Regions from separate parts of the Homo sapiens genome. Here all the other regions are linked to region 1. Evidence: read pairs that join two places in POLR2A ChIA-PET (ENCODE). Cell type or tissue: A673. All regions are shown on one strand.

Region 1 (8,000 bases):
TAGGCCCACTTCTCTGTTGGAGAGTCTGTGATCTACAACCCAAATATGAAGATTTCTTCCAGAATGGGAAGATTGTCCAATTACTTTCAAGTTCCAGGGGTAGCTGGAAAAAAATAAAGGAAGAAATAAGCAGTGCATATTCCGGTCACTCTGCTTTATTTCTTCTCTGTTTCCCTGACAATGAAACTTCCACCTGAGGCTTTATGATGGAGAGAGGCTGATAAGCAGCAGTCCTGAGTGATACAGTGTGCAATTTGGGGTGGGTACCTCACACATTATTTTCTTCATTTCTGAAGACAAATCAAAGTCTTTAGCTTACTTTTTTTTATTATCAACAATGGTAACTATAAACACTATTCGTACCCCCAAATAATTTTCATATTAGTGATATTATTCATAATTCCAACATAAAAGCACAACATAGCAAAGACTTATTTTGGGGAAAGTCTGAAACAGTTAAAAATGACATTAAAAGGCCAGGTGTAGTGGCTCATGCTTGTAATCCCAGCACCTTGGGAGGCTAAGGTAGGAGGATTGCTTCAGCCCAGGAGTTTGAGGCCAGCCTGAGCAACATGGTGAGACCCTATCTCTACAAAAGATTTTTTAAAAAAGAAAATTAGCTGGGCATGGTGACATGCACCTGTGGTCCCAGCTACTTAGGAGGCTGAGGCGGGGTGATCCTTTGAGCCCAGGAGGTTCAGCTGTGTTTGTGCCACTGCATTCCATCCTGGACAACAGATGAGACTCTGTCTCAAAAAAAAAAGAAAAAAAAAAGACATAAAAAAAATCTACAGCCACAGAAAATATATGAACAATTTATAATCCAAATTGTGATTTGAATGCCATGGACAGATTAAAAAAACAAACAAACAAACCTCTCAGTAGAAGCAAAAGTTAATATACCCTAGGCCACTGGTTCTCAAAGTATTGTCCTTAGACCAGCAGCATTAGCATGACCGGATAACTTGTAAGAAACACACATTCTCAGATTCCATTCCAGACCTACTGGTTCAGAAATCTTGGAGATGGAGCCCAGGAATTTGTGCTTTAACAGGCTCTCCAAGTGAATCATATGCATTCTACAGTTTGGGAACAACTGCCCTAATCTGTATATATTATTATCCTTATTTTACCCATAAGGGAACTTGGGCTCATGCATAACCCAGCTAAGAGAGCCTGGGACAAGGGCCAAGCCGTGTGACTCCAAATCTCATGCCCAGTATTGAAAGGGAAAAGAAATGAGCTTAAGAATCAGAAAAATCTCTGATTCCTAAGACAGAAGCTTTTTTAGCTAAGGTAGAAAAAAATTATTTAAAACTTAGCCCTCAGAGATTTCACCTGTGATATAGGGATAGTAATAACGTAACCCCAAAGAGTTTTTGGTGAGAAACAAATTGGATAAGGTATAAAACCGTGATTTTAGACCATAAAGAGTCATAAAATTTTGATCATTACTTCTACGTCTTTTTGATCTTCTGAGAAAACATGTTTCGGTTGCTATATCATGTTTCTAACTACAGGATATACAACGAAAGTTTTAAACACAATCTACTTCCATTTTTGTTTCCCGCTATAAGTTTTTCCTCCAAACTGCAAAATTACATGAGCTATAACTTTACTCAAGACAAAGTTATGATGACCCATATTTCTGTATAGGGAAAAGGGATAATGCTAAGTGGCATTTTTCTAGAAAAGAATCAAGTGATTTTCATTTAACAAAAGCATTTATTTAAGATGAGATGATGTGTATCTTATGCTTTCAGTTTATAGGGGTGACTTTCACAAGTAAATTATCATTCTACATTTATTTTATACAAATAATTTTTTTTTTTTTAAACAGGGTCTCACTCTGTCACCCAGGCTAGAATGCAGTGGCATGATCATGGCTCCCTGCAGCCTCGACCTCTCAGGCTCAGGTAATCCTTCTACCTCAGCCTTTGGAGTAGCTGGGACCACAAATTAGCCAGCATGCCTGGCTAACTGTTATTTTTTTGTAGAGACAGGGTCTCGCCATATTACCCAGGCTGGCCTCAAACTCCTGGCCTCAAGCAATCTACCCACCTCAGCCTCCCAAAGTGTTGGGATTACAGGTGTGAGCCACCACGCACAGCCTGACATTTTTAATGTAACATTTATTGCATCCTAAGTGGCCTTTATATAGAAACCTCATAAACTATATATGCTTTCTTTAACACTATTATAAATAGCTCTGAAATTACAAAAAGCTATCAAAACAATTTTTAAATACCTGTATTTCTACTGATCAGCAATAGCTGCCTTTAGCATTTTGGTTTTTGTCTTTCCAGAATTTTTCACATATGCATAACACACTCATATATATTTAAACAAAATAGAGCATTTGATGTTTCCACTTATCAGTATATTGTGAAAATATTTCCAGGTAATCACTTCTGCTGAATCAGCTTAAATGCCTGCATTATATTCTACTGGATGGATGGATTAGATGGATGAATGAGGGATTAACCAATCACTTACTATTAGACATTTATATTTTTATAGTTATTTGTCTTTTTTAACATGATTCAGTGAACACTGCAGACTGGCCTAATTATCCTCTCAGAATACATTCTTAGAAGCAGACTTTCTGGATCAAAGAGAAGCACAATTTTAAGGCTTTTGATTCACATTCCAAATTGCCTTTACAGAAAGATTGTACTTTTACTCTTGCCAGTAGTATATAAGTGCCAGTTTTCCAACATTCTCCTCTTTGGAAAGAAAATCTTTTCCATTCTAATATGTCGAAATTATGTCAAAATATGTCAAAAATAATATTTCATTGTTATTTTAATATGCATGTATTTGATTACTAGTGAGACTGATCATCTTTTAATAGGAATAGCAGGCACTGTGAGGCCTTCCATATCCTCCAGCTTCCACCTCTGTAGCCACTGGCTGCTTACTCAGAGGACCTGTTGAAACAGGAAAGTTCCTGACTCCCCCAACACAGGATGTGCAACAGAGGTGTGGCTCCACTGTGTGTGCTCAAACCCCTTATGGGAGAGGCGGCACGCATATGGGCAGGTACGGGAGCCAGGGCAAGCGCCCCTGGGCTCTGGCCCCACAGCAGTGTCCAGGGGTGGAAGCCTGTGACTCCCAAAGCCCAAGTGGGCGTGTGTCATGGTGCGCTCCTTTAGCCTTGCTGTTCGTGGATGACTTAAGTGTTAACCAGGTCAGTGCCCTCTTGGTACCCAGGTGATTGTCCGGAGTCCAGGAAGAATCCGGTGGCACATGGACTTGAAGGATGAATGCGGGGATTTTATTGAGTGGTGGAGATGGCTCTCAGCAGGATGGATGGGGAGCTAGAAGCAGAATGAACTGGAAAGATGATCTTCTTCTGGAGGTTGGCTGTCCAGTGGCCCACCTCCTCTCCAAATGTCCCCAGCCAAAATCTTCTCGGCATTCAGACGCTCCTTCTCTTCTGTCATGCCGTGCTGCCATTCTTCTGCTCTTCTGTTCGTCTCCTTGTGGAGCCAGGGGTTTGGGGTATGGGTACATGATAGGGGGTGTGGTGGGCCAAAAGTCAACTTTTGGGTGCAAAAACAGGAATGCCTGTTCCCATTTAGGGCCGCAGGTTTCCAGGCTTGAGGGAGGGGCATTTGCCAGGGAACTGCCCTCTTCTTTCCAGCATTTCCCTGTCTCCTGTCCAGATCACTGTGACTGCTGAGAGTGTTTCTTTGGTTTAACAGCAGGAAGAAGCTGTGCAAGAGTAGCAGGAAGTGCCAGAGAATTAACACTCCAAGGAGCAACCAAGTTGAGGTATAGGTGCCCAGTGGCACCCTGTTGAGGGGTAAATATCCCGCTTGTTAGGTGCGGTAACTCTGGGGAATGTTTTACACTGTCTCCCAGAGCTCCCTGGCAGGACTGAATCCCAGTTGCCCACAAAGGAAATGGCTTGAGGTACCCTTTGCTGGCTTCCTTCCTTTCCCTATTTCACTTCCCCACTTCCTGTCAGTGTTTTCTAGGATCATCTCCCAAGTAAACAACTTGAACTTGAATCCTTGTCTCAGGATCTCTGTCTGGGCTAGGGAACCCAAACCAAGACAATACGTTTTTCTTTGTTTGCCTTATTTAGTCAATTACCTGATCATTCATATATTTTTCCCATTTTGATATTGGAATTAGAATTACCTATTTTAAAATACTAAGGAAGGAAATATTAAGAAGGAAAAGATATTTGTGAAGGGTGACACTGATAGGTCACAAATCAGGAGCTTGCCAGATAATTAGTTAGCATGAAATTCAAATTGTCTTGAGATAGGTTAAGATTTAAAGTATGACAAGTTATTAAAAACAACTATTATATTCCAAGGTAATTGTCCCCTTTTAATCTTAGATGTGTCTTTAGTGGCTATTGAACTAAAGATTTCTTGGAGATAAAAATGAACTAAAATGTAGGAAAAGGAAAAAAACTAGAAAACTATGGTGAGGAGAATATTTTAGCCAAGGTGTACTAAATGTGTTGATTGAGTGCTATAAGCAAAGCTACATTCAAAAGTGTAAATATGCTCAAAATAGACTGTGATTATTTTTAGGGAGTGATTATGGTTCAGTGAGAAAACTGTTGAGGAGGTTTAACATGGAGAGATATTTTGGGTCAGATGACATTTTCTAGTGTCTAAAATCAATATGTTCTTAATTAAAGCACCAATCTCCCAAGAAGGCTCTGAAAGGCATAAACAATGTTAAACTAAGCTGGATCAGAGCCCAGAAAGTCAGCCAGACTAGGAGTGCATACAACTAGGGAGGAAAGAAAAAAAAGGAAGAAAAAACAACTTTCAAATGCAACTAACGATTTGGAGTTGGGGGATGGAGACAGAGGAGGGGGTAGAGACAACAAAAGAAAATTGCCAGTTTGCATCTTGCTCTGGGCCAGGAATCAGATGATCACTCCAGAAGAATCTGTTCAGAGGCCATTCTTCCAGCTGCACAATTGAAGCATTTGCAAAGGTAAAACAAGGACAATCAGACAACCTAGCTCGCCTTGTATGGGCAATGAAAGCTTTTAAGGAGGACACACAGAATACAAATCCACAGGAGTGAAACTTAAAAGGCTCTGCAGGTCTGTGACTGCCCCCTGCTTTCATGCCACATCTAGCAGAGTTAAATGAAAAAAAATGTGACTCAGTCATTTTAAGGTGTTTTATCAGGACAGATCCTAATGTTTTTCTGAACTTACAAGATACACTAAGGTTATGTGTCTACACAACAGAGACTATCCAGAAGAAATGTGGAAAATTCAGCACAGGTTAGAGTTAGTGCAAGTGATGACTGCTGGATCCCAAATCTGGTTGAGATTTATTAAAAGATAAATGCTCAATAATCCATCAGCTCTGTGTTAGTCAGATTCAAAGAGCTCACAGTCTAATTGGTCAGGAAGAGATTCCGCTGAATATATCTGTCTCAAACTAAAGATGTATCTACTTAAGTACATTTATTAGGTGCTCCTCCAACCATTACCACTAAATAAAGAGAATTTATTACATTGCCTGCCTCACCATATACTGAATTATTTAAGACTGTCAGCAGCCATCAACTAAATAAGCAAGGATAGAGGTGGTTTTGGGGAAACTCCATTAAAGTACATTACCAATGCATATTAGTCAGAATAGACTTTGGTTTTCTGTGATAGCAAACTACCCCTAAATCTCAGTGGATTCATCCAGCACAGTTTCTTTCTTGCTCACACTACATGTTCCAGGTAAATCAGCAAATATTGCTCCACATAGTCTCTGAAGGACTTGGGCTGATGAAGGCTCCACCAGCTCATCGCTGCACCATCTGGAATACGTGGCCAGGAAGCGGAGGTGGAAGAAGAGAAACTAAAGGGAATCCCACACATGTCACTTCTGCTCATGTTTCATTAGCCAGGATTAATCCCACGGCTCCTTCCAAGCACAGGCAGTTGACAAGTGCTGTGTCATTTGTGCCTGAAAGAGGAAGGGGAAGGAGCCGGATATGGGAGTAATTTCCACATACGCATATTAGTGACCTGGAATTCTGGAGGTTTTCCTAGCACAACGTGATTTCCTAGCATAATCGAGGTCGAGAGGCAAAGCTAAGGATACATAACAAAAGGCATGAGCCCCAGCTCAGAGGTCCCAAACCAAGGCCAGGAGCCAAAGAGGGAGGGAGGTTTGGACAGCCACGAACAAAGGAGGGAGCATCAAAATCCTGATAATGTCTTATGGCAAAGCTAACCTGTCATAAAGCTATTTTAATTGACTTTGTTTTCATGCAAAGTGGCTTTTCCCTCAGGCATCTTAAATATGTCACTTGATAATTGACATCACACCATCTGCATTTTTCAAAGTATGGTCCTTGTATCACTGGGAACAGATATATCTGAGGGGCTTCAGAGAAATACAGATTTCTAGGATCCAACCAAGATTTTACGGATTAGAATCTCTGAAGGAGGTTCCAGGAATCTGCATTTTTTTTTGAGATGGAGTCTTGCTCTGTCACCTAGGCTGGAGGGCAGTGGCGTGATCTCGCCTCACTGCAATCTCCGCCTCCTGGGTTCAAGCAATTCTCTGCCTCAGCCTCCTGAGTAGCTGGGATTACAGGTGCCCACCACCACGCCTGGCTAGTTTTTTGTATTTTTAGTAGAGACGGGGTTTCACCATCTTGGCCAGGCTGGTCTTGAACTCCTGACCTTGTGATCCACCCGCCTCAGCCTCCCAAAGTGCTGGGATTACAGGCATGAGCCACCGTGCCGGGCCAGGAATCTGCTGTTTAACAAGTAACCCCTAGGTAATTCTATGCATTCTCAGCTTTGGGATTCTGTTTTTGACTTGTGCCAGAATCTAGGGAAAGTCCGAGATCTGGGTTGGGTTTAGGCCCTGGGAGAATGCCCTGCATGGTCCTGGTCACCAAGTAGAACCTGCCCTACCACGAGAAGGCATTTGGTAAAGTCAAGACCGTGCATTTAGGTTAAATGGGGGACTTTTCTGGAGGAGGAAGATTTAAGAGCATATAAACTAGGTTGATTCTGAGATCCTGAAAAACTGGGTTTGGGAAGGACTGGCTAAACACAGAGTAGCTTCAAGGACAACAGAACTTGTAGGTAGGTATTCAATGAATTGACAATGGTGGGGATAAAGAAGCGCCCAGTTTCTGAGGTTGAGTTTTGGAAATGGTCAGGTGGAGCAGATGAGGGCCTTTGGACTTCTTCGGCACATGCTGCAAGTGCTGCTCCTTAAACAGGCTGGGCTGGGCAGAGAGGGAACAGCTGGTGAATCCTGAACCCTTTTTGCTGAGATTATGGGAGGTGGGGTGTGGAAGGAGGGCAGACAAACTGTAAGAAACACTGTCACGGCTATTAGAAACTTTTTTAGAATAGAGAGAAAAGTACCTACCAGACAATTAGAAAACAGAGCTATTACACACATTACAGGAGGGAGGAGTGAAAGCAAAATGGATGCATCACAAAGTTTTGTGACATCCACAACTCACAAAAATTAATGGGCATCTGTGGGTTAAACACCGAGAAGAAATTCAGATATCCAAACAAAATTAAGACTATGAATCTTGGGCTGGAAAGTAAGAATATGGAAAGAAAGCAGAATGTATATGTATATGGAGGACTATCTCCAAAATGTCAACTGTCTAACCCTAAAAAGTTATTTCACAGTTGCAGAAGAAATCATTTTGCTTAACTGGAAACATTTATTAGCTGCAAAATGCACAAGCCCCTGTGAGCTCTTCAAACATATGATCAGAAAGTGAGCTATCTGCCCGGCACGGTGGCTCAGGCCTGTAATCCCAGCACTTTGGGAGGCCGAGGCAGGCGGATCACAAGGTCAGGAGATCGAGACCATCCTGGCTAACATGGTGAAACCCCGTCTCTACTAAAAATAGAAAAAATTAGCTGGGCGTGGTGGTGGGCGCCTGTAGTCCCAGCTACTCGGGAGGCTGAGGCAGGAGAATGGTGTGAGCCCAGAAGGTGGAGCTTGCAGTAAGCCGAGATTGCGCCACTGCAC
Region 2 (8,000 bases), 1.7 Mb after region 1:
AAAAAAGTAAAAGAAAAAAAAAGATTACTAGTGACATATTTACATTATTTTTTCATAGTAAGCTCTCAAAATATAGTGTGTATTTTACATTTATAGCATCTCTTGAAGTGGACAAGACACATTGCAAGGGCTTAGTTGTCACAGGTGGCTAGTGGCTACCTTATTGAACAGCATAGCTCTCTTTAGAGCGTCTGCCTGAAAAGAAATTTTAAAATCATTGTGTCCTGGGTCCGAAGAGGCACTTGGGAAAAATGAGGTTGTTCTGTGTACAGGTTCCTTTTGGCCAACTATCTTGAGATAAGATGTTCTGAAATATAGCTAGGAGAGGAGAACAGAACAGGAGGAAAAGCCTCACAGTGCCTGTTATTTCATTGTTCTGATACCCCAAAGCCCCAACAAAGACCCAAAGTTAGCAAGTATAGTTATTTTAGTAGAGATTCTCGCTTGCCACCTTTGGTTTCTGGTGAATAACAAAAATCAATTCAAAGTAAAATAATAATCTCTTAAAAGCTTCAACTGTTAAGACCTGGTGAGAGCCCTCTCCTCTGGGTTAAACATATCCTTCTGCTGTAACCAGCTACAGGTTCACTTGGTGCCATGTCCACAAAACCATCTGCTCTGTTTTCTGTCATGACACCCAGTTGTTCAGAATGGATATTTCTTTCTTTCTTTTTCTAGTGTGCACATTACTAAAAGTAATTTAACAGCTGAAAGAGATACTTATGAAACCTACTGGAAACTGAAACCACTATTTAATCTCACGGCAAAGCAGTCATATAAAAACTCCGGCACCTTCTAATGTGCTGTCACAGTGCACCATGGAAGAACATCATTGAAAGCTGATGATACAGATGTGCTCTGTTTTACTTCCTTTTTGTACAGGGTTAGTACTGAGTAAGCTGATGTAAGACAGGAGGAGGATGGCTCTAGTTTAGCCACCTTTCCCAAAGTACCTACCATCTGCTGAAAATCATTTCCACAGCAAATATCCCCTTTTCCCCAATCTCTAACATCCAAACCTACCTCTCTTTTCTCATAAAAGACAATAAACAAATTGCTCGTGACTACTATATTAATTCCAGTGATAGTTCTGTGGTTTCATACCATGAGTTACCAGTGCTACAGATCCCTGTTTCTGGGTATCTCTCAGATATTTCTTTAAGGTTATTTCTGTTTGAAAGGGTTGGCAAACTATGGGCCAAATTCAGCCCAACACCTGTTTTTGTAAATAAAGTTTTATTACAACATAGTCATGCACATTCATTTACATATTGTCTTTGGCTGCTTTTACACTACGACGGCACAGTTGTGTGATTATAGAGTGGTGCATTTGCCTCAGAGACCTTATGGTGCACAAATCTAAAATATTTACTATCTGGCTCTGCTGACCCTTGATCTAGAGAATATAGTCTTGCTGCCAGAAATCTGCTATTTTGGATCACGAATATCAGCTTAATTTCTAAGATACAGTTACTCTGTAACACTTGGCTGCATTTACTTGTTCAAGCTGGACTCTCCTTTCCAGAATATGGGTTCTTTGAAGGGCAGGAGCTAGGTCTGTAGCATGTCTGAATTCCTAACACCCTGGAAACAAGCGAAGCACATGATAGATTTTTAATTAATGTTGGTTCTTTTTCTGGTTATTCACTGTCCCTCTGTTCTCATCCTACTCCCGGATCTATTACCCATTCTTTCTTCCTTGCTCTGTGACCCCTGAATGTTGTATCATTGGGCTCCCTCATGGGCTGGCTGGCTTCTGCTTGTTCAGCCAATGGGAGACACCTAACAGATCGCATGTGGGAAAGAGTGAGAAGTTGTCATATTTCTTCTCTGCCCCATCTCTGCTTTGGCCTGGCAGCTCTGGCCAAGGCCACAGCTCCACCCTGACGGCAGCTTTCACCAGGTAGCACTATGTCTTCCTCTTGCTTCTTACTAGTGCCCAGATGTCTTCATGGTTCTTTTCACCCTAACCCCATCTCTATAGTCTTCCTTTGGTTCCTTTTGTTAAGCCTTGGGTTCCCAAACTGTAAAATGGACTTAAGAACAGTGACTTCCTGGGGGGTCTTTAACAGTAGTTAAAAGATGCAAAGTAGTCAGGCTAATGTAGCACACAGTGAACGCCCCGTAGGTACTTGTCTGATTATTGCTTTGCAAGCTGTTTTCCAAAGTATGCCAAGGAACACTAGTTCCTTGAGAAAGAAGGGAGTATGTTACCAAGGGTTATGTGGAAAAGGGGCACCACAGCACGGGAAACACTGAGTTTAACAAAAAGTTACACAAACAGCTTGGAGCCTTTAACATGCTAATGGACATTTTAATGCACAGGGGGGAAGATGCTGCTTTTTCTGACTTTATTTTACCATGAAATCCTCTCCCATCCGCTTCCTCACCCTCCCCCACTTTTTTGTCATTCATGGCTCACCTCAACAAGTTAGTGTTTCCCTGATCACATTTTGGGGACATAACACACCCGAATGTTGATTACAGCAATTGCCCTGCTCCCTTCAGCTCTCCTTCTCAGCACACACAGCCAGCTTAACACTGTATAATTACAAATAGTTTATTATGCATGGTATAATCACTCATCTGTATAACACTCCCAAATTTATAAAGCCCTTTCATGTGCTTAGATTCATTCAATCCTCCTAGAATCTCTCTTAGGGTCTGTCAAGAATAGTCCCATTTTATACAGGAGGACACAGGCAGCTCAATGAGGTGAATGACTTGCCCAAGGTCATCCAGCTAATGGCAGGGGCAAGTTGCCTGGCACTATTTTAAATCTCACACTGTTCTCAACACACCCCAGCTGCCTTCTGCTTGACTCTGAACCTCTGAGAAGAGCCCTGTCAGATTCATGGTATTCCCAGGTACCTCTCAGAGACCCTCCAGTGGGCTGGTGGCTTTGAGAATTCTCGTGATTTTTATGAGACGCAAATTTCTGGTTTCAGATTGCAGTATTAAAGAATCTCTTCCAGTCTTGTGTTCAAAACAATCCCTAAGTGAAGCTTGGTGTTGCCTTATTTGGAAGATAATCTCAAAAACAGATGACCATTGCACAGAACACACCTCGCCAGCACAATTCTTTACTTTTAACCCCTTAGAAAGCACATTTCAGCCTAAGTGAAGACAATGGTATTATTATTTCTCTCTATTACTTCTCCTCTTTTGATCCCGGGACAAAGATCCACAACCACCTGATTCTCATCATACACACGTAGCTCACACAATTGCACCCATTGTATCCTCAAAAAGATAAGATTAAAAATGATACGATTACATATATGTAATTTAATGTTTTTTAGGACACTCACAATGCAACCATCACTCCAATCAATTTAGAACATTTTCATCACCCCAAAAGGAAACCTCATACCCATTAACACCCTGGCAACTACTCATCTACTTTCTGTCTGTATAGACTTGCCTATTCTGGACATTTCATATAAATGGATTAACATAATATGTGGTTAAAAAAAAAGGATTTAACATCAAAATGGTCTTCCATCTATTGGCTGGTCAGACACCAAGGGAATACCTTCTGTGGATTAAGAAGTAGCAGGTGGCAAGAGGATAAAGACCAAAAGCCACCATCCCTCTTTAAAGAGGGGTGTATAGCCTAGAAAAGGTGGTGGGCATGTGAACAGATGTATTAAGTTGGTGCAAAAAGTAATTGCGGTTTTTGTCATTAAACAGGATTGCAAAAACCGCAATTACTTTTGCACCAACCTAATACAAGTAAGTGTTCTGACAAGAGTCACAGCAGAGGCAGAATCTTGGTAGCAAAGAGAGTGAAGAAAGTCTTCGCAGGGAAGAGAAACCCCTCAAGCTAACTTTTGAAGGATACATAGAAACTCCCCAGGCAGATTAAAATACCATGACTCATTAATCTTTCCAGCCTGTCAGTCATGAACATTCTCTCTCCTCCTTTGGGCAGCCCTAAGGAAGTTATTATGAGCCCCATTTTTCAGATGGGCAAACTGATGCCAAAAAGAGATTAAGTAATTTAACAACAGTCACACAGCTAAGGAGGCCTGGAGAATAGATCTGGGCCCAATGTGTGGGTCTGCCTGCCCCTGCTGCCTCAAAAGGTCAGAAGGAGAGAGGAGAATCTCCTGTCCCCAGGGCTGTAACTGGTATGAACCAGTGAGGACTCTGGAATTTAGGTGCTGTGTCTGAAATACGGGTTTGGAACTCTGAGAGAACCTTGGTGGCAATGCTATGGGTTTTCTATTAAATCCTGAAGGCAGCGAGGCTGCGCTCATGCATGGTAGTGATGGGCCTACTCTCCATTCCAGCAAGAGTGGAGGATATATTGGAGGATTGTTGTACCTAAACCTTAGCCTTCATCTTCCTCCTTTCACTCAGCTGACTGAGGCCCCCCCCACCTGCTGCCTCCACATGAGCAAGCTCCACTGGCCCCAGTTCAAGGAAGACCACGTTCAATGTCCAGATGAAGTCTCTTCAAGGGAGAAAGAGACCATGCAAGCAGCATCTGAGGGCAAGATCCCAGGAAGAGTAACCTAAGTCTCCTTATGTAGATATGCAAGGATAATGTCTATGCTTTCCTCATGCAGTCAGCGAACCTTTATTTGGTTCCTACTCAGTGCCAAATGCTGTGTTCAGCAGTGGGTTTACATGGGTGAACATGACAGCACCTGCTCTCAGGGAGCTCCCAGTCCTATCCTCCATTGATGGAGAAAACAGATGAGACTCCAGACCAAGGAGGAGTTGGTGGCTCCCAAAGAAACAGTGGAGCCCAGGGGATGAATAATTAAAACGTAAAGCACATCCCAGAGCTCAGCACTTTGAAGGTGTTTATGTCCCAGCTCTGAAAAAGATGTTCTGTATTTCATCTCTGAGTCTGAGATTTTAAAAGCTATGGTTGGTACAACAGTAAGAACAAAAGGGGCGCCTGTAGTCCCAGCTACTCGGGAGGCTGAGGCAGGAGAATGGCGTGAACCCGGGAAGCGGAGCTTGCAGTGAGCCGAGATTGCGCCACTGCAGTCCGCAGTCCGGCCTGGGCGACAGAGCGAGACTCCGTCTCAAAAAAAAAAAAAAAAAAAAAAAAAAAAAAAGAACAAAAGGGGGTTTAAAAAATATAATTTGGATTATGACTGGGTTCATGCAGAAGAAAAATGGATACATCAAGTACATAGTCTACCATTTAAATATTTCCTTTTTCATTTTTTTTTTTTCTGGCACTTGGCTTGCCACAACTTCCATGGGGCAAGTGCTTCATACGCAGGTCAGCAGCCGAGATCTCTCTCAATAATGAACGATATTACTAATATAAAATTTGCCTCAACTGAACTTCAAACCTGATGTGATTTTTTTTTCCTCAGGTGGGATGTGGACAGAGAACATCTATATAATAGGTGTTATCATTCAGGAGGCCTAGACTGAACCAATACTTTGCAGCTAAATGTAATTTGCGAAGCACAATTTAACAGCTCCATTTAGCGACTTTTCACAATCAAGATGATTTCAACAGTCTCTGAACGCCAGCCAAGATACCACCAAAGTATACTTAAATACCAGCAAATATTACATTTTATAAAAATTCCATGTTTGTCTCCTCCGATTTAAGAAAATCACTACTCTTTCTTATCCTTTTAAGTCAAAGCCATTGCAATTCTTCAATTCTAAATGGGAGGAGGAGGAAAGGAAGGGCTTGGATGAGAAAACTGAGGTTTGTATTTCCTAAAATTAATATTCATCTTCCCCTAATTCTCTTTTTATTGGCTGCTAAGCTTTCAGGTCCTTACTTCAAGCCGAGTGAGACACCCAACACACCCTTTCCTTGCTCCAGTAACAAATTTTGAAACTTACAGGACTTCCAACAGCAGTTATTTTAAGGATTTAGTCAGAGGCTCACACAAGCAGCCTCTGAAGGAGCCTCAATATGAGGTTCTAGGCAGCCAAGAAAGAGTCTCTGAGATCCACCAGATCCCTCTACTTTGCCCCAACCTGCAAATCAATCTGGTTATTTAAAGTCATCCTTACTCTTTCTGATCGGAGGGCCAGTTTCTAAATTAAAAAGCAACATAATTCATCACCTTGGCGGGGGTTTATTTCTTATTGCAAGTTGGTCCGTGTTTTGAAATCTGGAAATAAAATCTCATCTTCTTATGTACAATAAGGAGAACAAAAGCAAGGGGCTTCCAGTGTTAGGTTACCATTTCCCAAGGCCAGCCAAATACCCTCCCACCTTTCTCTAACAGCTTCTAAGGCTTTGGAGCTGGAACAAATATTCTCATGCACAAGTTAGTGGAAGAGATTCTTCCAATCAAATTTCCCACCACATGATATCTTGGGCTAGGACGCTCTTTTATAAGTGTCAATGAGTTATTCCCTCATGGATAACGATGAAGAGACTACTTTTCTTTAGCTGTAAGAAATAATTTTTATCTTTGCTCACACCTTCTTTAAAAGCATTTTTTTTAACTCAGAATATATAAATACATCCTTGTTGTAAAAGACAAAGTAATGACTCCCTTGACCTCCTCGCAAACCCTTATACTTTAATGGAGGCTTATGTTTCCACTTCAACAGAGCCTTCTTGAAAACTGGAGAACAGTTGTTCTTGACAAGAAGGAGGCCAAGAAGAAAAGGGAAGAAAACTGGTCCAACAATTCTAGCTCGGTTCTGGGGTGTCTGACTTTTTTTAAAAAATCACCATGAAATAACAGCCCTCTTAATTCTTCTAGAATGTAATTTACTTAGCACAGAGGCAAAAACATCCCACCTATCTGATACACTGTGACAACTCAGAGCACACGGCAAGGATGCAAATCTGTGAAGACAGCCAGCTCTAATCTAACCCCAAGTCTCCAACTCTATACTGCTTCTTCCAACACGTGGAGAAGTGAGAATGATTACATTTTGTTCAAAGTGTCTCATTACATTGATTTAAATAAGATTTCCAAACCTGCAAAAAGAAAAACAGCTTAAAATGCCATTTGTCTTATACAAGACTCTATAAAAAGGCAGGTAGTGAAACCCTGCAGAAACCCAGGTTGGTGGGGACCAAAGTCTCTCCCACCATGGACGTCTGACAGGAGGATAATGGAATTTAGTAACACCTAGGTGAGGTGTTTCTTTTCTGCTTAATGCATCCTTGGATGACCAACATAATGTAACAGACAGGTGTTAAGAGACCTGCATTGAGGAACAGACATTGTGGGTTTTGAGATCATAAACTTGAGGAACTTGTTCCATCTCTGAGAAGATCTCACACACCTGAACAGGTAAGATAAGGTCCAGTTTGCAAACTGCCAAGCACACTTCCTGATGTTTATTAACACCACAGTCATTATGACATTTAATGCCAAACTACAGGGAAAAAAAAGATAAAAACCTCAGGCCAGGCATGGTGACTCATGCCTATAATCCCAGCACTTTGGGAGGCTGAGTCGGGTGGATCACTTGAGGTCAGGAGTTTGAGACCAGCCTGGCCAACATAGCAAAACCCTGTCTCTATTAAAAATATAAAAATTAATTGGGTGTGGTGGTATGCTCCTGTAATCCCAGCTACTTGGGAGGGTGAGGCAGGAGAATCGCTTGAACCCGGGAGGCAGAGATTGCGGTGAGTGGAAAGTGCGCCACTGCACTCCAGCCTGGGTGACAGAGCAAGACTCTGTCTCCAAACAAACAAACAAAACAAAACTCAGGCTACCCACCAAGAGTGTTCAGTTATTGCACTGTCCTGCTAGAATACAGCTGCCTTTGATTGAACATGCACTACAGACAGGCAAGCTCTAAGCCCTTGATGTGTATTTCATCACTGTAGCAATCCTATGAGGGATAAGTTTACTGCTTCCATTTTATAGATGAGGAAATTGAGGCTTAGAGAGATTAAGCAACCTGTTCAAGGTGACTCTGGAACCCAGGTCTGTCTGATTCCAAAGCCCACAGTCATAGCCACTGCTTATAAGTTCTGAGAGAGGCCTGTGCCCAGATGAACCGATGACACAAAGGCAGATGCCACGGAAGCAGCACTG
Region 3 (8,000 bases), 330 kb after region 1:
GTTTTTTTTTTTGTTTTTTTTTTGAGATGGAGTTTCACTCTTGTCACCCAGGCTGAAATGTAATGGTATGATCTTGGCTCACTGTGTCCTCCACTTTCTGGGCTCAAGCAATTCTCCTGCCTCAGCCTCCCGAGGAGCTGGGACTACAGGTGTGTGCCACCATGCCCAGCCAATTTTTAAAAAAATTTTTTGTAGAGACAGGGTTTCGCCATGTTGTCCAGGCTGGTCTTTAATTCCTGAGCTCAAGCGGTCTGCCTATCTTGGCCTCCCAAAGTTCTGGGATTGCAGACGCGAGCCACTGTGCCTGGCCAAAATCAGTTATTTTTTTAATGCAGGTTGAGTATCCTTATCCACAATGCTTGGGGCTGGAAGTGTTTTGGATTTTGGATTTTTTCAGGTTTTAGAATATTTTCATATACTTGAGATATCTTGGGGAGGTGACCCAAGTCTAAACACAAAATTTGTTTATATTTTGTATACACCTTATATACATAACCTGAAGGTAATTTTAAATAATATTTTAAATAATGGTGTGCATTAAACAAAGTTGTGTACATTAGAAAGCAAAATTATCACTATTGCAGCCACCCATGTGGACAGTCATGGTTATCACCATTTTTGAATCTGAAATTATATGCTATTGATAAGTAATCATTTTCTTATATTTATTCACACAAAACTACTGAACAGTAAAAATATGAAATATCATTAGTACAGTGAAGAAATAATGTGTTCACTGTAACTAATCAGCACAGTAGCATTACCAGAATACCTGTATCAGATATTAACAGCAAGAACAGACAACAGGCTTTCAGTCTCCACCTCTGATGCTGTGTTTTGATTAAAAGGTTACTGTACATTGTATTTCTTTTAGGTGAGAAGAAAGCTTAGAAGCATTTGAGGACCAGGAAGTGGGTCCTCTAGTGATGAGGAGGTATTCTGCTAGATGGCTTTTTAAAATGTTTTCCCCAGTGTCATCTGCCTCATTAACAATGGTTTTTGTCTTAGAGGTCTCTCTTTGATTTTATAAACTGACATGATTTCTTGTTCTGTTATGAATGCACAATGCTTTAGTCCTTCAGTAAGCCCATCACACATTTTTACCATGTCATGCATAGGCACTTTTTCCTGCAGTGTTTAACAATGTCATCTTCATTGTCACTTATTATAATCACTTTGACTCAGAACCATTTTGGCTATTTCACTATTGGTTAATGAATGAACAATTGGAATATCATTATCAGTGTCAAAGTCGTCTTCGTTATCTACTTCCTTTAGCTTACTGATGGACAGTGATGGAATTTGTTTTGCATATGTAAGAAGGTTGGAAACTTTTTTCTCACTTGACACACAGAATTCTTCAAAGTCACCATTTGTTCACCATCATCACTGAATATAGTTACAAGTCACCATTTGTTCACCATCATCACTGAATATAGTTACAGGCACACATAACTGCATCATTAGTAACTGTGTCCAAAGCGTTGGCAACAGCGTATGTGGCATCTTCACCTTTTTTGAAAACCTTCCACACCTACAGTTCTGTTTTACTGCTGTTAGCATGTCGTTCAAGAACGTGTGTTAATATTTACTCGTTATTGATCTAAAGATACCCTGGTCGCATGGCTGAATTAATGAAGTCACATTTGGGGGAAAGTACATGACACGAACATTATTTTTAATGAGAATTTCAGCTGAAGGATAATTAGAACAGTTGAAGGAATAAGAAAATCTTGCAGTCATCATTCTGTCCAGCTTCTCTGCAGTGAACATGAGCTACTGGTAGAGAATGTTTGTGAAACCATTCAAAAAAGATGTCCCATTCCTTTTCATTAGCTTAATATGGGCTGGTAAGAAATTCACTCCTCGAAAACAGGGAGGACACAAGTTTTTGCCTGTCATAGGAAGTGTACATTTATGTATGCATATTGTATTAACGTATCCCAACACAGTTATTCTGTCCTTGGCATCCTTAATGCCTGTAGAGGCTGTCTCATCAGCTGTAGTCAGTGTCTTTCTAGGGCAGTAACGCCACAACATTGATGTTTCATCAGTATTATAGATTTGTTCTGGCGTCACATTTTCATAAGCAATGACCTTGGCAAATTTGTCAATGAATTTCTGTACTGCTTCATGATCAGCAGATGCTTTATCACCATAAACCTTTAAAAATGCAATGCTGTGCCTTTTCATAAATTTGTGCAACCCACCTATTGAGTATTTATAGTTCCCTTCAGTTTTTCAGCTCATCCGGATGGATATTTGCTTGTGTCATGATCAGAATACCATTAAGTGGCATTTGTTCACTGTGACACTGTTGGATTCATTCTTTTAATACACAGTTGAAATCTTCATTTTTAGCTTTGTACAGCATTTCTCACTAACTTCTGTTTATGAATTTCAGCATGTAACTAACTGTCTTTTGTTTCTTCTACTTTTTTTTTAAGATGGAGTCTTGCTCTTTTCGCCCAGGCTGGAGTGCAGTGGCGCGATTTCAACTCACTGCAACCTCCATCTCCTGGGTTCAAGCGATTCTCCTGCCTCAGCCTCCCAAGTAGCTGGGATTTCAGGTGCCTGCCACCACGCCCAGCCAATTTTTGTATTTTTAGTAGAGATGGAGCTTCACCATGTTGGCCAGGCTAGTCTCAAACTCCTGACCTCAGATGATCCACCTGCCTTGGCCTCCCAAAGTGCTGGGATTACAGGGGTGAGCCACTGCGCCTGGCCTATCCTTTTGTTTCTTCACGTTATATTAATATATGGTGGTCATGCCAGCACCATACTGTTTTGTAAGACATGTTACAGTTACACTGCTCTCCAGTTTCTCTAACAACTTGACTTTCTGTGATATAAACATAAATGCCTTCTCTCTTTTTAATAACCGTTACCCGTAGGAATATCTGAAGGACTTTTTGACATTTTCAATAGTATCTTTACACCACAGAGCAGAGAATAAGTAAAAAAACAAAAAACCACACACACACAGTGAGCAATGCACATAGGTCTTGGCTCCATGTGGAGCCTGCCATTGTCATGTCCTGCCTGTGTATGTGCCATTTTGGCCAACTTTATGTGCACACATGTGTGGGGTAATCTGGGCGTATTCAGAAAAGATATATTGCAGCTAAAGGGGGCTGAGAGGGTCTTTTTTTCCCTCAGGGTTGCTGAATAAACTGTGTGTTTGTATGCCTGCATTTTGTCTGTGAATTGTCACATGAGGTCAGGTGTGGAAATTCCCACATGTGGTGTCATTTTGGTGCTCAGACATCAGATTTTCAGATTAGGGATGCCCAACCTATATATGTGTAATTTACTTATTATTTATTTATTGAAATGAAGTCTCACTCTGTCACCCAGGCTGGAGTGCAGTGGCGCTATCTCAGCTCACTGCAACCTCCGCCTCCTGGGTTCAAGCATTTCTCCTGCCTCAGCCTCTCAAGTAGCTGGGACTACAGGGACTACAGGTGCATGCCTGTAATGAGAATTTCAGCTGAAGGATAATTAGAACAGTTGTCAAGGAGTAAAAAAATCTTGCAGTCATCATTCAGTCCAGCTTCTCCGCAGTGAACCTGAGCTACTGGTACAAAATGTTTGTGAGACCACATCCGGCTAATTTTTGTATTTTTAGTAGAGACGTGGTTTCACTATGTTGTCCAGGCTGGTCTTAAACTCCTGACCTCAAGTGATCCACCTGCCTTGACCTCCCAAAGTGCTGGGATTATAGGCGTGAGCCACTGCGCCTGGCCTACATTTAATTTTTTTTTTTAAATTAGAGATGGTGGTCTCACTATGTTGCCCAGGCTGGTCTTGAACTCCCTGACTCAAGGGATCCTCCCATCCCTGCCTCTGAAAGTGCTGGTATTACAGGCGTGAGCCAGCACACCTGGCCTCAACCTATATACTTAATGTATTTCTTGTTTTTGCATCTACTCTAGTCATTATCTCAGCCTGCAATGTGTTTTGTTCATTCCTCCACCATTTTCTCATACCGTGTATATGCAAGTGTTATTTTTTCAAGGTTTAGTTGAAGCTCTATTTTTTTTGTCACCCTCACTTTTCTTGATCTTATGTCTAAGAATGAGAAATGGTTTAAAGAAAAATACAGGATATAGCTAGTATATAATTGCTTACAGCACTGTTTCCTAAGATGTCTGTATTTGCCTTAGTGCAGCAAGTCTCTTCAGTGAATCTCTTATTTTGCTCCTTTACATTGGTGTATACAGTACCATCTTCTCCCTGTTGGGCTGGCTAGATCTGTTAGGCAGGTGGTAAAGTGGTATCTACCAGCTTGTAGAATGGTAATAGAAATATATTTTTTGTTTTTTTACCATAAACAAGGGGCCTCTTGGGATGAAGAAAACATATTTGCTCATTCTCACATCTTCATAAAGTGAAACAATAATCTTTCATACTACACAAGATGAAGAATTAAACTAAAGGCTGGGTGCAGTGGCTCACGACACCTGTAATCCCAGCACTTTGGGAGGCTGAGGCGGGTGGATCACCTGAGGTTGAGAGTTCAAGACCAGCCAGACCAACATGGAGTAAACCCTGTCTCTACTAAAAACAGAAAGTTAACTGGGCATGGTGGCACATGCCTGTAATCCCAGCTACTTGGGAGGCTGAGGTAGGAGGATCGCTTGAACCCAGGAGGCAGAGGTTGCGGTGAGCTGAGATTGCACCATTGCACTCAAGTCTGGGTAACAAGAGCGAAACTCTATCTCAAAAAAAAAAAAAAAAAAAAAAAAATCTAAGGAGCAGAAAGATATTTGATTATTCAAAATGTTTAAAGTTTGTAGTGGCTAATGTAGCATGTGTAGTCAGCCCTTAAGCTTCCTTGAAATGATGCCACTATATCTAGGTCTATCTTAGCGGTGCCTACTTAAATTTTATCTGAAAAGTTTCAAAAACAGCCAGGCAACAACAACAAAACAAATCATTAAGATCCAAATCAAGGGCTGAGAATGGTGGCTCATGCCTGTAATCCCAGTACTTTGGGAGGCTGAGATGGAATAATTTCTTGAGGCTAAGAGTTCAAGAGCAACCTGGGCAACATGGTGAAACTCCATCTTATAAGAATTTTTTAAATAAGCTGGGCATGGTGGTGCACATTTGTAGTCCCAGCTACTTGGGAGGCTGAGGCAGGAGGATGGCTTGAGCCCAGGAGCTTGAGGCTGCAGTGAGATCTGATTGCACCAGTGCACTCCAGCCTGAGTGACAAAGTGAGACTCTGTCTCTTAAAACTGATGATATTCAGATTTACTCTAAAGAGCTCCAGATAAACTCTTTAGAAATAGTATTTCTGTTTATTTATGTTGGTCTTTTACCGCTGTGAAAAGAAAACTTGGGTTAGTGGTCAGCTGACATGGGTTTTACTCTCAGCTTTCTTTATGAAGATTATGAGCTTGTATGTTATTTAACCTCTTATAGTTTTACTTGCCACATCTTCATCTTGAGATTCTTATGGTGATTAAGACAATGAATATGAAGTGGTTTTAGTTTACAATTTTAAATTATCAAATACTTTGCGAAGAGATTTCTTACTATAGTAATAACAACAGAATGTCACTAAATATACCTTACCTCTGGGAGAAAAGGGCATGAGAGCATGATCACACATCTTCTGGCTCATCAGCTTGCTCTTCCTCAAGTGGTAGGAAGAATGAGGGAATCTGTAATCTATATGAGGCTTCCCCAAGGAACAGGACTGCCACTGTTAGTGGATTACTGTGAGGAACAATAGCGGATTTTTTTTCTTTTCTTTTTCTTTTCTTTTCTTTTCTTTTCTTTTCTTTTCTTTTCTTTTCTTTTCTTTTCTTTTCTTTTCTTTTCTTTTCTTGTCCTCTCCTCCCCTCCCCTCCCTTCCCCTCCCTTCTCCTCCCTTCTCTTTTCTCTTCTTTCTCCTTCCCTCTCTCTCTCCCTCCCCCCCCCCCGCCTTCTCTTTCTTTCTGACGGAGGCTCACTCTGTCACCCAGGTTAGAGTACAGTGGCAAGACCTCGGCTCACTGCAAGGTTTGCCTCCCAGTTTCAAGCAATTCTCCTGCCTCAGCCTCCCGAGTAGCTGGTACTACAGGCGTGTGCCACCACGCCCGGCTAATTTTTATATTTTCAGTAGACATGGGGTTTCACCATATTGACCAGGCTGGTCTCAAGTGCCCAGTCTCAGTGGTGCCCGTGCCGGTCTCAATGGTGGAGTTTCTATGATTTTACAAAGCATTTCTTAACTTGGAAGTTAAGAGGGCTAGAGTTGGCCAGGCATGGTGGCTCACACCTGTAATCCCAGCACTTTGGGAGGCCAAGGTGGACGGATCACCTGAGGTCAGGAGCTTGAGACGAGCCTGGCCAACATGGTGAAACCCCCTCTCTACTAAAAATACAAAAATTAGCTGATTGTGGTGGCGGGCACCTGTAATCTCAGCTACTTGGGAGGCTGAGGCAGGAGAATCGCTTGAACACAGAAGGCGGAGGTTGCAGTGAGCCAAAATCACGCAACTGCACTCCAGGGGCAACAGAGCAAGTCTCTGTCTTAAAAAACAAACAAAAAAAGAGGGCTAGAGTTGAATGCAGTGGGCACTAATTAGGAATTAGCTTTTCCTGGCTCACACTCTGTTTATTTGCATTCTTCTATAAGGGAAAATGACAAGTTGATATCGGATTGTCAGGGTTTTCTAATATAGGATTTGTGTGAAACCAAGCAGCCATAACACCTTGATGATGTCATTGAGACAGATGGTGAGTGCTGACCCTTTATAATATTTGTCCTTTGTTTTTTAGATTAACTATCTCATTCTTCTTTTTTATTTATTCTATAGATTTTAAAGTATCCTAGGAAATAGCTTTAGGGATCGTGATGTGGAAACTAATGGAAAATTAAATGTATTATTAGGATTGAAATCTGGGTAAGTAGTTTTATTTATTTATTATTATTTTTTGAGACAGAGTCTTGCTCTGTCGCCCAGGCTGGAGTTCAGTAGTGCAATCTTGGCCCACTGCAACCTCTGCCTCCTGGGTTCAAGCAGTTCTCCTGCGTCAGCCTCCCAAGTAGCTGGGATTACAGGCACATCCCACCATGTCCAGCTAATTGTATTTTTGGTTGAGACGGGGATTCACCATGTTGGCCAGGCTGGTCTCGAACTCCTGACCTCAGGTGATCCTCCTGCCTTCGGCCTCCCAAAGTGCTGAGATTACATGGTTAATACAATTTTAAGGGTGGTATTAGATATTTGTGTTTCATAGACGTGGTTTTTTTCTTTTTTTCTTATTTTTTTTGAGACAGGGTCTCACTCTGTCACTCAGGCTGGAGTGCAGTGGTGCGATCTCCGCTCACCGCAGCCTCCGCCTGCGAGGTTTAAGTGATTCTCCTGCCTCAGCCTCCCGAGTAGCTGGGACTACAGGCACAAGCTACCTCGCCTGGCTAATTTTTGTATTTTAAGTAGAGATGGGTTTTCACCATGTTGCCCAGGCTGTTCTTGAACTCCTGACCTCAGGTGATCTGTCTGTGTTGGCCTCCCAAAGTGCTGGGATTACAGGCGTGAGCCACGGTGCCCAGCCAAAGTGTTTTTTTTTTAGGAAAATATTATGCCAGGCGCCGTGGTTCATGCCTGTAATCTCAACACTTCGGGAGGCCGAGGCAGGCAGATCACTTGATGTCAGGAGTTCAAGAACAGTCTGGCCAACATGGTGAAACCCCGTCTGTACTAAAAATACAGAAATTAGCTGTTGCAGTGGCAGGTGCCTGTAATCCTAGCTACTTGGGAGGCTGAGGCAGGAGAATGGCTTGAACCCTGGAGGCGGAGCTTGCGGTGAGCCGGGATTGTGCCACTGCACTCCAGCCTGGGCGTCAGAGTAAGACTTTGTCTCATAACAAAACAAAAAAACAAGTATGATGGTTCAGATTGCACATTGCAGTGAAAATGCCAACTTTTAAGGGGAATTATATTTGGAATCAATTTTCTTTTTAACTGAATATTAAATGGAATATTTAGCTTTTTAACTGGAAT

What was found. Peaks named below come from ENCODE experiments on the same cell type or tissue, not always from the same donor. Only the 100,000 strongest peaks of a DNase experiment are listed, where the experiment ranks them.
Region 2: POLR2A ChIA-PET joins it to region 1 with 12 read pairs; 1 of 35 experiments calls an interaction of 5 or more read pairs at or near these places.
Region 3: POLR2A ChIA-PET joins it to region 1 with 5 read pairs; 4 of 35 experiments call an interaction of 5 or more read pairs at or near these places.

Annotation. Positions count from the first base shown.
Region 1 is chr10:63,668,462-63,676,461 of GRCh38, reverse strand. The region is part of intron 2 of LOC107984238 (a long non-coding RNA gene); the gene reads left to right. All of the region lies in intron 1 of LOC124902438 (a long non-coding RNA gene), which reads right to left. Among named protein-coding and RNA genes, the nearest start is that of REEP3, 150 kb to the right of the region's middle. RefSeq lists a silencer at 2,839-3,133. In A673, no CTCF peak of the experiment used is centred here; a DNase peak (open chromatin) is centred at 4,721; H3K27ac peaks cover 2,884 bases.
Region 2 is chr10:61,980,943-61,988,942 of GRCh38, reverse strand. All of the region lies in intron 3 of ARID5B (AT-rich interaction domain 5B), which reads right to left. Among named protein-coding and RNA genes, the nearest start is that of ARID5B, 83 kb to the right of the region's middle. RefSeq lists enhancers at 531-780, 1,881-2,020, 2,020-2,682. In A673, no CTCF peak of the experiment used is centred here; no DNase peak of the experiment used is centred here; H3K27ac peaks cover 2,781 bases.
Region 3 is chr10:63,335,390-63,343,389 of GRCh38, reverse strand. The region is part of intron 2 of JMJD1C (jumonji domain containing 1C); the gene reads left to right. Among named protein-coding and RNA genes, the nearest start is that of MIR1296, 34 kb to the left of the region's middle. In A673, no CTCF peak of the experiment used is centred here; no DNase peak of the experiment used is centred here.